2 separate regions of the Homo sapiens genome follow, and region 2 is linked to region 1. A link is a loop called in an ENCODE intact Hi-C map of the cell type or tissue named here. Cell type or tissue: MCF 10A. All regions are shown on one strand. Links, peaks and the distances in the headings refer to the core of each region. The heading gives the core; the rest is flanking DNA.

Region 1 (6,408 bases), core at 2,516-5,015:
ACAATAAAATGATTACCTTGTTGCTAAATATTTAAGTTGCTTCTAGTGTATTTGGCTAAAATATCACAATAAAATGATTACCTTGTTGCTAAATATTTAAGTTGCTTCTAGTGTATTTGCTATTACACATAATGCTGCAATGAACATCTTTGCACAGCATATTATTTCTATAACATGCATTCCCCAGAAGACAAGGCTACAACGAGTGTGTCCATGTTTATGGCTTTTACATTTTGAAAAAGCAAGATGTAATATTGATAGTGTCCACATATGGCCCTACACTGTTCAAATCTTAAGACATCAAACATTGGATCTTGTTCTAGATCCTGAGTGACTATTACTGAATTGCTAAAGTGAACAAACATTAATTTAACAGAGGGTTTGAAAGCTGAATTCTTGGGGCCTAGTTCAGAGACAAAGCTTACTTACTGTCAAGGGGAAAAGGATCTGCGGAAAGTGCCTGCAAAAAGGAGACTTATGGAAATAAAAACGGATCTTACAGGAATTGTTGAAAGACCAAATCCTCAGGAGATTAGCACTCAGGAGATATTAAGTAAACCAGTTTTCCTGGATCTCACTCTGATATCTGAATCTTAATACTAAAGAAATACTTTCACCTATTACAGTTCAGTGTCAGCTAATCAGAAATTTTGGCTAAAGCTAGGAATCATATAAATACATATATTTTAACTTAAGACTTTCACTTGCCAGTAGGTAGAGCCAAGGCCTCTCTTTAAGTGCACATTTTCCATTTGTGAAGCTCCATCTCATTTTTCTTGAATAAATCACTCCCATCATGCATCCTCTATTAGTTGAAGTTTCAGGTATTTTTGTTTTTGTTTTCTTTTCTTTTGTTCTTTGTAGCAGATAAAAACCTTAGAAACTTGCACAATTATTCTGGATTTTAATCTTTGTGTTATTCTTCTACAGTTATCTCATCCACAAACTAATTTTAGATCATTTTTTCAGCAATTCTTCCCTCTTGAGCCTTTCCAAAGCAATCAATTTAATTTTTATGGACACAGTCTCTTTATTTTTATACTTATATTTCATCTATTTGCATAATATTTAAATTATATAATTGCATTTACTAATAAAAGTAGCATAAACGGGTTTGAGGAAAAAATCAGCTGGTTCTTTGTATGCATCAGATTTGATTAATGGGAGAAGACAGACATCAGGAAACTAGAAAGCAGCCTACCACCCATGAGCACTTAGCATGCTATGAGCATCTGTCAGAATGTACAAAGGGAATGGAGAACTTAGGTTGGTTACCTGAGAGAGAGTTACATCTACTGAACAATTAAGTGCTCCTCATCACGAAAGAAAAGGAAAGAATGCGGACTGAATCCTGTGCCCTGAAAGTCGAATCAGCATATACCTGCTGTTTCTATGTCACCAAGAGGCTGATTCCAGGTGGGAGACTCTGGAAGATGAAGCGATTGGATCTTGAACCCAGAGCACCAGCAAAAGGTCCTGAGTTCCATAACAAGCTTTACTCCAGAGTCGCTGGTGTTGGGGAAATATTTGTAGTCATTTGGTCTAAGTTCCCTTGTTTTAGAATTAGACAATTTGACTCTCACATTTCTAAGGTTCGTTTTTAATTCCAAAACAAAGTCTGGTTGTTATCATTCTTTTTGGCCTTTTTCCCTTAGGTCCAATGCAGAGACGATGACCACTAGGGGTCAGACTTTTTACATTACTCCTCTTGAAAGAAGGAACCCAAGTCTTGGATTTTTTAACTGGGGAAAAACTAGAGAGGTCGTCTATCCTGGTAAGTAATGCTTCATTTAAACTCATTCAACATGTGTGACTATTATATTCTTAAAGATTTCTAAGAAATAGAGGTTTCATGATGCTCCCTTCCAAGGAAGTTTTTGATATCTAACCTAGATCCTTCAAATGTAATTTCAATCTATTTCTTATTTGTGATGTCTCAGTGGAAACTATTAATCATTGACTATTATCCTCTGAGTAAGAAATGTATTTATCTGAGCATGTATCAGTTCATGTCTCATTTCTCTAGCTGTCAAATAGGGGTCTAGGACTAGAATCACTTTTTCAATTAATAGTTCAATAAATAAGCAAGAAAAATAAGGTTCCAACTTAAATAACTCAAAATCAAACTGCCAGTCAATGGCTGGGCCAGGATTAAAATTGGGTTTTACATAACTCCAAAGTCCACATTGTTCTCACTAAGAACACTTCTTGCTGTCTCTTACTTAGTGCTCCTGCTGGCCTCTGGCTACTTGGGAGAACCATCGGCCTTTTCATTTAAAAAAAAAAAAAAAGTGAAAGTGGGGGATGAAGAAAGAGGGTCCCCTCAAGCTGTAATGAAGCAGTCACTTCCTTGGTCATCTAGACCACTGCGGTGATGGGCTGAAGTTAGCTCAAGAAGCCATCGGCATCTCTCAGTGCAGGTTTTGACATGAAATGGCAACATTCAGGCTTTGTAGAAGAAGCTGAAGGCAGTAAACTCCAAGCCAGAGTAAAAATCAAGTGTGTTCTGATGTGTTGGATCAAAACTTGGGAACCTCATGTGCTCTATCCTACCCCTGATAACAGCTGCAAATGTTTGTTTTTTTTTCTCTAGCATCTGGCCGGCCCATGTGTAAACAGAATGAAGAGTCAGCATGGGGAAAGAATCTGAATGCCCCGTTTCTCAGCCTCTTAAGGATACAGTGAAATGGGACAGGGTCTGAGTTAGGAAACTCTTTGAAATTACACGGAGATTCAGGCAGCAGCTCCCAATGGCACTATAGAATCTCTCACCTATAAGTCCCTTTTTATGCAAGAAAGACAGTTAAACAAAGGTAGTGTTGGGTAGTGGTAAGAACAGTGGATTGAGAATTGGATGACTCAAATTCCAAATGAGGCTCCTATAATAACTGACCGTGAGCCTTTGGGAAGACTATTCTTTCTGGGTCTCATTTCACCATCTGAGTTATAAGATGGCGGAGTCTTCTCTAAGGTTTCATCCAGCTTTACTTTTCAACTTTTTGGCATAATTCTAGCTGTAAAACAGGGGTCTAGGACTAGAATCTACCATATTGCTATGTTTATTCAATAGGTATATTCCTAGCTACTGTTTCTTCCTTTGACTAAATGACACTTTAAAGGTTATATCAACTCCCCCAAATCTTTTATGTCGCTTTACCTTGTCTCAATCCTAAACAACAAGTTAGGACTAACATCAGTGCTAAAGATAGAATTCAACCTATCAATTATTGTTTCTGTTCAAAAGCTAATTATTTAATCAGGGTCTTCCACTTGTTCAAAATTATAAGCAGATTAAGTGCTGAGCATGATTTTTAATGTGAAACATATGACTTTGGTATTCAAATGTACTTTTAAAGTTTTCAATATCTTTTCAATTTCTAAAAAGTAGATCAGAGTAAAATTTTTTTAAAGTAAAGATACTATTAGCTTTGATAAATGAAGTACAAACTAAATAACATATTATGAATTTGTAAATTCATATACAAATATACCTTGAAAGCTAAGTAAAGAATGTTGACTTAATTTAGCAGGCAATGAATGGAAGAAGGTTTCTAACTGAAGGAGTAATTACAATCTGAGACTAGAAACTGAGTTATTCCAAGAAATTACTCTTTGTAACCCAGCAATTAAACCTCTCAAAGAAGGCAGAATTCTTAGTTTTATGCCCATTTCACTGGATTACATTTCCCCTCTTTAAATTCTATTTTTTCACCACATCGTGATCCTCTTAAGAAAAGTTGTCAAAGAAATGGAAATAGAAGGAATGAGAAATAAAAGTCAAGAAGACATTGTAGACTTGATCTGTCTTATTTGGAGCTTGTATTTAAACAGAGGTACTTTTCATCCTTTCAGAGTTCCAGTTGGCCCCACTTCCAAGATGGCTGAGGATGTTGGCTCCTGCTCCATTCCAGCAGAGGGCGCTCTTGGAGCAGGATTGGGGATGGCAGTGGGAAACTGGGAGGACAATCTGAGCCTCATTCACCAGCCACTTAAGTTTGGTGTGAATCTGAGTCCTTCTGGACTGACCTAAAAGACAGCTCATTGGTCCGTGCCTTACAGAATTCTATTCATAGTCTAGTTAAACTCTGATGAAGACCCCATTTTCCAGCTCTACCTTCTCTGCTTACTGTAGAGAAAAAAGTGACTAAATTATCCTCAAGAAATAGAAAATAAGTTAAGAAATGTGACATCTGGGCACGTGCACAGAGGAGCTACTGAGGACTGAGAAATCAGGAAAAGGTTAGCCAAAATAGGTGTGTGTGAGAGATGTCAAAACTGCTTAGCAAAATCGCCTGTCTACTTTCTACCTCGTCTTCCAGAAGGGAATTCATAAATTTTTTTAAAAAGTAGTAGCAATATCATGGGCAGAGCCCAAATAATGACACAAAATGAATCTTGTACAATTGGCCCTTTGTATCCATAGGTTCCACATCCATGAATTCAACCAAGTGTCGATGAAAAATATTTGGAAAAATAAATGGAAGGTTGCATTTGTACTGAACATGTAGAGATTTTCTTGTCATTCTTCCCTAAATAGTACAGTATAACAACGATTGACATAGCATTTACACTGTATTATTATGAGTAATCTAGCAATGATTTAAAGCATATAGGAGGATGTGCGTAGGTTATATGCAAATACTACACCATTTTATATGAGATACTTGAGCATCCCTGGATTTTGGTATCCTCAGAAGATTCTGGAACCAATCCCTCAAGGATACCAAAGGATGACTATACTAGGAATGAATAGCTGAAATCCATAAAGGTTTTTGAGCTCAAGAATGATGTGAGCAAAGCTTAGCAACTGGGTTGCCTAGCAAAAGATTTATCCATTGCAACCCAGGGACTGAGCTCCAACTTGTAGCAAAAAAAAAAAAAAAAAAAACAAAGAGCACCAAGGAGCAGTGGAGATCTGGGCTGTAGCCCTAGCTCCAAGACTTCTTGTCTCTGTGTCTTTGGCCAGGTTCCTTGGGTGCGTCTCTTCAAGCCTCAGTTTCTCTGTCCATCAAGTGTGGGAGCTAAACCACATAACCTGTCAGATTCATTTCATATTTTACATTTTGAGTCTGTGCGTTTGTAGCATATTAGAACAGTAATTTAATTTTTCCTCAGGGAATCCATGGAAGGCAGGTTAAAGGTAGCTGACCATTTATTATGTCATTCTTCAGTGAATAGACATGTCCCTGAGGGAAGAGAAGAGCTCTTCTCAGAGACTTCCAGTCGCATCCTTCCCTCCAATCGACATATGCCCTCCAGTCATGAGCAGTGGGGGTGTGGTGTGGGGCTAAGGGTGAGGAAGAGAGTATCTATTTCTTAGCTGGTTTATGGAATCCAAGGTGGAAGTGGAGTTTGATCAGTCACTCAGTGTAGACTGACTTTGGGGCAAATAGAAAGCGAGCACTAGAAGAAGCTTAAGAGCTCAACTGCTCTTCCCTATCATTTAGTAAATGCTAAAATGTAGATCTCAAGGCCACACAGTAATTGGTAGAATAAACCTGGATTATGGTGTTTTTATAGGCTAAATGTAACCTCCAGCATATAACCTCCTCACTTACTAATCCCTATATCTCTACCAGAACTATTTAGATTTTCTCCTCCTGCTCATCACTAGATTTTTGCACTGCTTAGAGATGATCACAATCTCTTTGATCCTTCTCACACAAAACTTCACCTCATATATAGGAGCAGTAAGGTAATAGTTTCAGTGGAATCTGCTGTCTCTTGTGATGCTCTGAAATTTGGATCTTTTGCCTGAACTAACATCTTAGGAGGGCTTCAGTCAGTTCACCATTCGTAAGTGGATTTATTTCTTCATTTCGTGCACTAACTTGGGTCCAAGTGAACCTTTATTTATTTATTTACTTACTTACTTATTTACATAAACCTACTTGAAAAGATATATGAGGAAGCTTATAATAAAAATCACAAGTATTTTTAAACCCAACTATAAAACAGGAGCACAAATGCAGTTATACTTAAACCTAAGTAGATCCACCCAAATTTTTAATGATTTTTTTTTTACTATATAAGTTCACTGATGAATTTTCCATCTGAAACTTTATATAAAGCAACTTAACAGATGCTATCTTTATAACACCATTATAATAAAGGCTCTTCTATGTACCAATGTTACAGCAAACCTTGGTAAGTGTCGGAGGTGTACTATCAAGTTGTACTTTGAAGATAGAGTTCTGGGGCCTCCAAGCCATGTAGTCCTCATTGATATAAAACTTCCTGAAAATTTAATAGGAAGATACAGACAGATTTGAAATATCTTGAGAAATAGCTAGTTTGCAAGAACCCCTATGCAGTCTTTCGTTTTGTTTTGTCTTGTTTTGTTTTTGAGACAGAGTTTCGCTCTTGTCACCCAGGCTGGAGTGCAAGGGCATGATCTCGGCTCACTGC
Region 2 (6,408 bases), core at 2,563-5,062, 280 kb before region 1:
CTGTAATATTGGACTTTTAACCTTTCTATGGCCCAGGTTCCACGTCTGTGAAATGAAGACAATACTAGTACTCACATCATCCATTTGGGGAGAAGATTAAAAGAAATAATTCTCTGTTAAGGCTTTATAAGTTAGCTGTTACTATTGCTGGAAGGGACCTGTGTCACTAAGTGACTTGGGTAACCCAATTATGTACCACTTCACAGTGCAGTCTAAAGACAGATAGGCAAGATGCAGTTAGGAGTTGAATCAATAGGAGGACACAGAGAAGAAGATACAAAGGACAGAAAAAGGGAGACAGAAGTGAAAGAAAGAAAGGAGAAGCAGAAAAAGGAAGAAAAGAAGAATGAGGTCATTAATTGAGGTCCTAGTATATGCCTGCCATTATATATTCATAAGTATTAGTTCTATATCTTACCACAACCCTTTGAAGAAGGTTATGGCCAAAATCACTCAGCTAGAATACCATAGTACAGTTAGTGGTATTGTGAAAGGAAATGGCATAAAGTTTAAGTCTTGGTTCAACAGTTTCCATCCAGTGGATACTCACCTCCAAACAGTGATAGTCACCTCCTCCTCCTCCACTTTGAGAGAAAGAGGAAATTCTTGAGAGTCTGCTTGACATTCTCAGTCTTAGTCAGAAAGAGATGAAGACTAAAATTTCTTATCAGATATCTACATAAACTTCCCTAAATAGATTGCATCTACTTAGCAGTAAGTTATAAGCTGCTGCCTAATAAACCAGACTTGTTTTAGTCTAAAAAAACTGCAGCTTTTGGTTGAATGGTTTTACTGAAAATGTCAGCACTCCATAATGAGATGTATTTTAAAAGGTAAAGGATTCAGAAAAAAAGGAGGATTCTTTTTAGGAATACAGAGTGCTCTGCTCTGACACAAACTCTGCATAATTTACATGTCAGGAATATCTAAATTCAAGTAAACATACAGGCTTATAAATAGTTTGGGGCCACCATCTCAAGTTCCTGGGTTGTGTATTGATTTATTTAGACATCATTCACACTTTCTCCCCTAAGAACTCATGGAGAAACATTAAATTGCATATTCCAAACATTAATAGCATTGAGCTTTAAGTGGCAATAACAACAAATATAGGAATAAAGATATATTGTGTTTGTACAGCTCAGAAAGGTTTACAAGGTCCTTGAATATCAACATTGTCCTTTAATCTTCACAAGAACCCTTTGGTCTAAATGTTATTACCCTCATTTTGAAGACAAACTAAGGTCTACAGATCCTTAAAATGACTTGTTCAATGCTCTGCACCCAACAAACAGTGGTGCAGGGACTCGACACAGGTACTGAGACACCATATCCAGGCATAGTGTTTGCTTTCTCCTCAGTACTACCAACCTTTCAAAAGTGGACCCTTCAGTGTGGTTTGTAAACATGGTAAAACCAACCTCTGCAAGAAGCTGATGTGATGAGACACACCATTCCTAGAATTTTTCCTTCTAGCAAACTTCTTCAGAACAACAATCAAGACTGTCTTTTTCCGCCCTTGTCCCCTTTCAGTGTCCCCTAGCTTGGGGAAGAACCCTCCCTCCATCCAGTTATTCAAGCTAGAGACCTGGGAGTCATTCAGACTCACCGTATTTCCTCACATTCCATGCCTAGTCCTACAAATTTTACTCCTAAGATAAAGATGTCAACACCACCCACCTCTCTCCATCTTCCCTTTCACTCTTCTAATTCAGTCTTTCATCATCTGCTGCCTAGATGATTGCAATCACTCTCACTCTAGGCTTGGGTTACTAGTCACCCAAACCTGATTTACTTACATATACTCTTGCTGCCTTCCAATCCCTTCACCCTACTGCAGTGAGGGGATCCTTTGGAAAAAAAAAAAAAAAAAGCAAACCTCATCTTTACCGCCCTACCCTGGTTCAAAACACTTCAACAGTTCTTGCTTTTCTGAGAAATTACAAAAACCTTACCCTGGTCTAAAAGTTTCTGCAGGGTCAAGCTCTACCTACTTCTTCAATTCCCTCTCAGGCCAAGTCCCTCCACTCCATTTCCTTTATCTTCTTTCAGATCCTTGTATTCACTGTGCCCCCTCCAACTTAAAGGCCTTTGTACATGCTGTTCCCTCTGCTGGCAATGTTGTTCATGAATCTCCACCTAGTTAACTCTGACAGAGCTGAGCTCCATTACCCTTTACTCCAGCAAGCCTTCTCAAACCTCTGTGGCTACTTGTCTTCTTTCTGATATACACTTTCAGACCACACATATTTCCCACTTATGGTACTTACCTTGGATGCTATTGTATAGTTATTTCTATGATTACATAATTAATGTCTGTCTCCCCTCCTATACTGTAAACTCTGAAAATACAAATTCAGTTCTTAGCCTTGTGTCTCCAAGGTTGTAGTATCCAAAACATACTTCTGAAATGAATTACTAAAAACACAAGCTATCCTGGCACTGCACAACCTATATGCCTTGGTTCATGCTGTTTGGGGAACCCGACTTTCAGGTTTATATATTGCAATAGTACCCCACAAAATAACGTATTTTCTGTCAATAAACAATCAGTAACATTGCGGAAATGTTCATGCCAAAATAGTGAGAAAGAGCAGGATACAGAATGTTACCTGCGGTATCCTTCCGATTTTGTATCAACAACAAAATAATCCACATATCAAAATGTTAACAGTGATTATTTGTAAGTGGTGGAATTTCAGGTGACTTTTATTACTTTTTATGCTTTTATTTGCCAGAGTTTACTTTTTCTGACCATAAACACATTAAACTTTTTGATATCAGTGGCATTTTTTAAATAAATTACCCATCCATAGGTTTGCAGCTTAAATGCTGTCTATTCCATGGAAACTTACCCTCACCTCCCCTACCCACAAGTGGCTAATATCTTTCCTCCCTTTAAATATGCACAAGGCCAAGCGTGGTGGCTCAGGCCTGTAATCTCAACACTTTGAGAGGTTGAGGTGGGAGGCTCACTTGAGCCCAGGAGTTTGAGACCAGCCTGGGCAACACAGGGAGACCTTGTCTCTACTAAAAATAAAAAAATAAGAAAGATAGCTGGGTGTGTTGGTCCGCGGCTATAGTCCCAGCTACCTGAGAGGCCAAGGTGAGAGGGCCACTTCAGTCCGGGAGTTTGAGGTTGCAGTGAGCTATTGTAGCACCACTGCACTCCAGCCTGGGGTACAAAATGAGACCCTGTCTCCTTCAATCAATCAATCAATCAATGTGCACATGCCTCTATCAGTGCTTCAGTTGTGGCCCTAATCACAGTTTTCTCTATGTTACAGTGCTTTCTATCCTACCCATTCCTCCCTCCACGCATATTAAATGGATGCCTCTCTAGTGTAGAATCAGTGCTTTATTTTTATCTGTGTCTCCTCACTGTGCTCAGCAAAGAGTCAAAGAGAGAGTAAGGGCTCAACAAATGAGCAGGTCACAGAATGAAAAATATAGAACCATGAGATCCATTCCCTCTGTTGTGAGAGCCCGTCTTCCCTGGCGAAGGAGTCTGTGCATCTCTTCCAGTTGCCACTTTTCCTCAGCACCATTATCACTTCCCCAATTGAGGAGATGGAGCCTAGGTTCTCCCCCAGATAAAAAGGCACCTGAGAACTCGTGAGTCTTCAGTTTCCTGGGATGACAACAGTTTCACCAGCAGAGGGCAACAGGCAACTAGGAATCACAGGCTGGATCCATCCTGAGAGCTTCCAGTGCCCACACCCAGTTACTCAAATCATCACAGATGCCCTCCCAGTGGCCCCAGTCCCACGCCCAGCAATACTTTCAGTTGCTCTTTTAAAGCTGTGTCAAATTATTTTGTGGTTTGGAAATAATTTCCTTCCAAGAAAGATTTTATTTTAATATTATTCTCTGTCTCCCTCTCTTGCACACAAACACACACACACACACACACACACACACACATACACACTCAGTAGAGGTATCTTCCTTTATATTAAATAGTTACTATTCCTAATTTACAAATCAACCTTCATGCACCCTTCAAACCTCTTAGCCCAGCCCTTGAAAAGATAGTATCTTGGCTAACAAGGAATCAGCAACCCAGGAGGAAAAAACTGAATCATTCATTCCACACGTATTCCCTGATCACCCACTGGGTTTCAGGCCCTGAAGAGGATCCAATTTTGTTTTGCTCTTCAAACACAAACAGATGAAAAATGCACGGCACTAAAGGAAAGCAATTTCTCTCCCTCTGAGTTAAGTGGAGTCGTGGAAGACCTTTAGCTAACTAATCCACAGATTCACATATTTTTCTTTCAGTCATTTGGTTCCTCTTCCCCTGGGTCTTTCCAATTTGCTTAAAATAGAGGACTCTCAAAGTAAACACAGGATACTAATAGAAACCCAATGGTCACCAACCTTCCCTGTTCCCAGGTTTCCTGACTTGACTCCCTGGAGTTCACTTTTCCCCCCACTATCCCATGCAGACAGTCACATACCAGGCTCTGTACTAATTACCAGGAACAGAGAGAATATTATACCATTATTAAGGAATATACAATCCTCTGAGATGTGAGGGGGAATATGTAAGGAAGAGTAGTGTGGTGTAACGAGGCTTGACAATGGTAACTCAAGCCCACAGAAGCTGAACTCAGGTCCCCAGATTCCCAGCCTCTTGCCCATAGGGCTTGCTACTCCATGTATCTATTCGATGCCCTTGAAAAAGGTTATCTTATCAACCCTTCATTTCCTGCTGTTTGGTAAAAATCTCAAGGTTGGAAAAGCACAAGTTGCAAAGTACGAATGATTCTTTGAAATGTTCACAAGGAAAGGACTCAGGAGTATTTATTCAGGAGTATTTATTCATTTTGTTAACACTTCTTTAAGGTGCACTTAGTATAAGACAGACAGAGTATCCCCATAAAAGACAGGTAGGAAAAACCTGGAAACACCCATTTATGTATCCCTTAAAAGCTACTTTTTCTCTTTAGTAAGGAAAGTCCTACCATGAGTTCCATCATATTGTTCCAGTTGATTACAGAAAAAAAAAGTGGCCATTTTTTTCTTTATAAAACAAAGGGCTTTGTAAGTTCTAAAAATACAATAAAAATCACAAACATTAAGTTTTAGTTGAAAGAGATAGATATACACCCAAACACACACACACACACACACACACACACACAAACCAGGTTTGAAGCTTCTGAAATTTACATGAACTGAGGAATAATTCTGCCATGAAGTTTTCTTAGATTATAACAACAGAAGCCTCCATATATTGAGGGTCTTCTATGGATCAGGTATTGTGCTAGTAGCTATGCACATATCATCTCTTTTAATCTTCACCAACAATCCTGATAAATACAGATGAGCACAAGATTCCTGAGCAGTGACGGGCTTTCTATCACACAGGTCTGGGGTTGGAAATGCAGCTCTGCCACCTACTAGCTGTATAATCTTGTAAAAGTTACTTATCCATTCTAAGATTTGGTTTTCACGTCTCCAGCATGAAGATAATAATAGTGTATTCCTCATAGGACTGTTGTTAGGATGAAAGAGATATGACATACGGAGAATTTAATGCAATACCAAGCACACAAAAATGTTCAAATATTGTTGGTTATTAATATGATGGTGACGATGATGAAGATTCTTCTAAATCCCTTAAACACTTTGTATATTCACTGAATAACAAATGAGTTAATGAGGGGGTGAGTGAAGTAAATCTACTTAAAGAGAAGTCCTCAAGCCTATAATAGTTTTCGGATATACAAAATATTTTCATTTTAATTTCCTAAAAAAATTAAAAGAGAAGTCATTAATTCCATATGTATGTGTGTGTGCATATATATATATATATATATGTTTTATAGGTGTTTGTATGAGAGAGAGAAGAAAAGAGAAAAAGGTTTCTGTCAGTTTTTCTGGCATAACTAGTTGTATTTTTATTATACTGCAAGTTACTGGAAGTTATACTTAAGTTACTCTGACTTAAAATACAGACCATGCATTATATGTAAAGTTCCCTTTGCAGGTGACTGCTGTGGAACACCTTATAAGTAAGAACCTGGAAAAGTTGGAAAAAAGATCCAAATGGAAACTCATGAGAGTATCAGTTGAAGGAGTTATGCTACATTCATTTAGATACCCTAGCCAGAGAAGCCAATGGAGGAGGCAAATACGAGCCCCCATCAGAAGACACAGGGCAGCAGCTCAGGATGATATTAATAGCTGAAAAGTGAAGTTACTGATTTGTGATTGAACTTCTTCTCACTACGTGGCATAAAGAAGGCATTTCTTTAGAAACCCAATACCAAGTAATCAGGCCAGAAGTAATCCCCCTACTGATCCAATAAATATTAATTAAGCCACTATTGCACTCCAGGCACTAGTGGTATAATGGTGAACAAAACAAGCCCCTATTCCTCTGGCGCTTACATTCTAGGA

The links. A loop is a pair of places that touch in the nucleus more often than their neighbours do. Peaks named below come from ENCODE experiments on the same cell type or tissue, not always from the same donor. Only the 100,000 strongest peaks of a DNase experiment are listed, where the experiment ranks them.
Region 2: it touches region 1 in a loop (12-fold over the local background); 12 of 110 quality-filtered maps call a loop at or near these places.

Annotation. Positions count from the first base shown.
Region 1 is chr3:188,952,306-188,958,713 of GRCh38, reverse strand. No RefSeq gene overlaps it. Among named protein-coding and RNA genes, the nearest start is that of TPRG1-AS1, 7.9 kb to the right of the region's middle. RefSeq lists silencers at 1,220-1,514, 3,880-4,174 and an enhancer at 1,030-1,564. In MCF 10A, for the core only: a CTCF peak has its summit at 3,910 (motif pointing right); a DNase peak (open chromatin) is centred at 3,923.
Region 2 is chr3:189,230,683-189,237,090 of GRCh38, reverse strand. The region is part of intron 3 of TPRG1 (tumor protein p63 regulated 1); the gene reads right to left. Among named protein-coding and RNA genes, the nearest start is that of TPRG1-AS2, 6.7 kb to the left of the region's middle. In MCF 10A, for the core only: a CTCF peak has its summit at 3,645 (motif pointing right); a DNase peak (open chromatin) is centred at 3,670.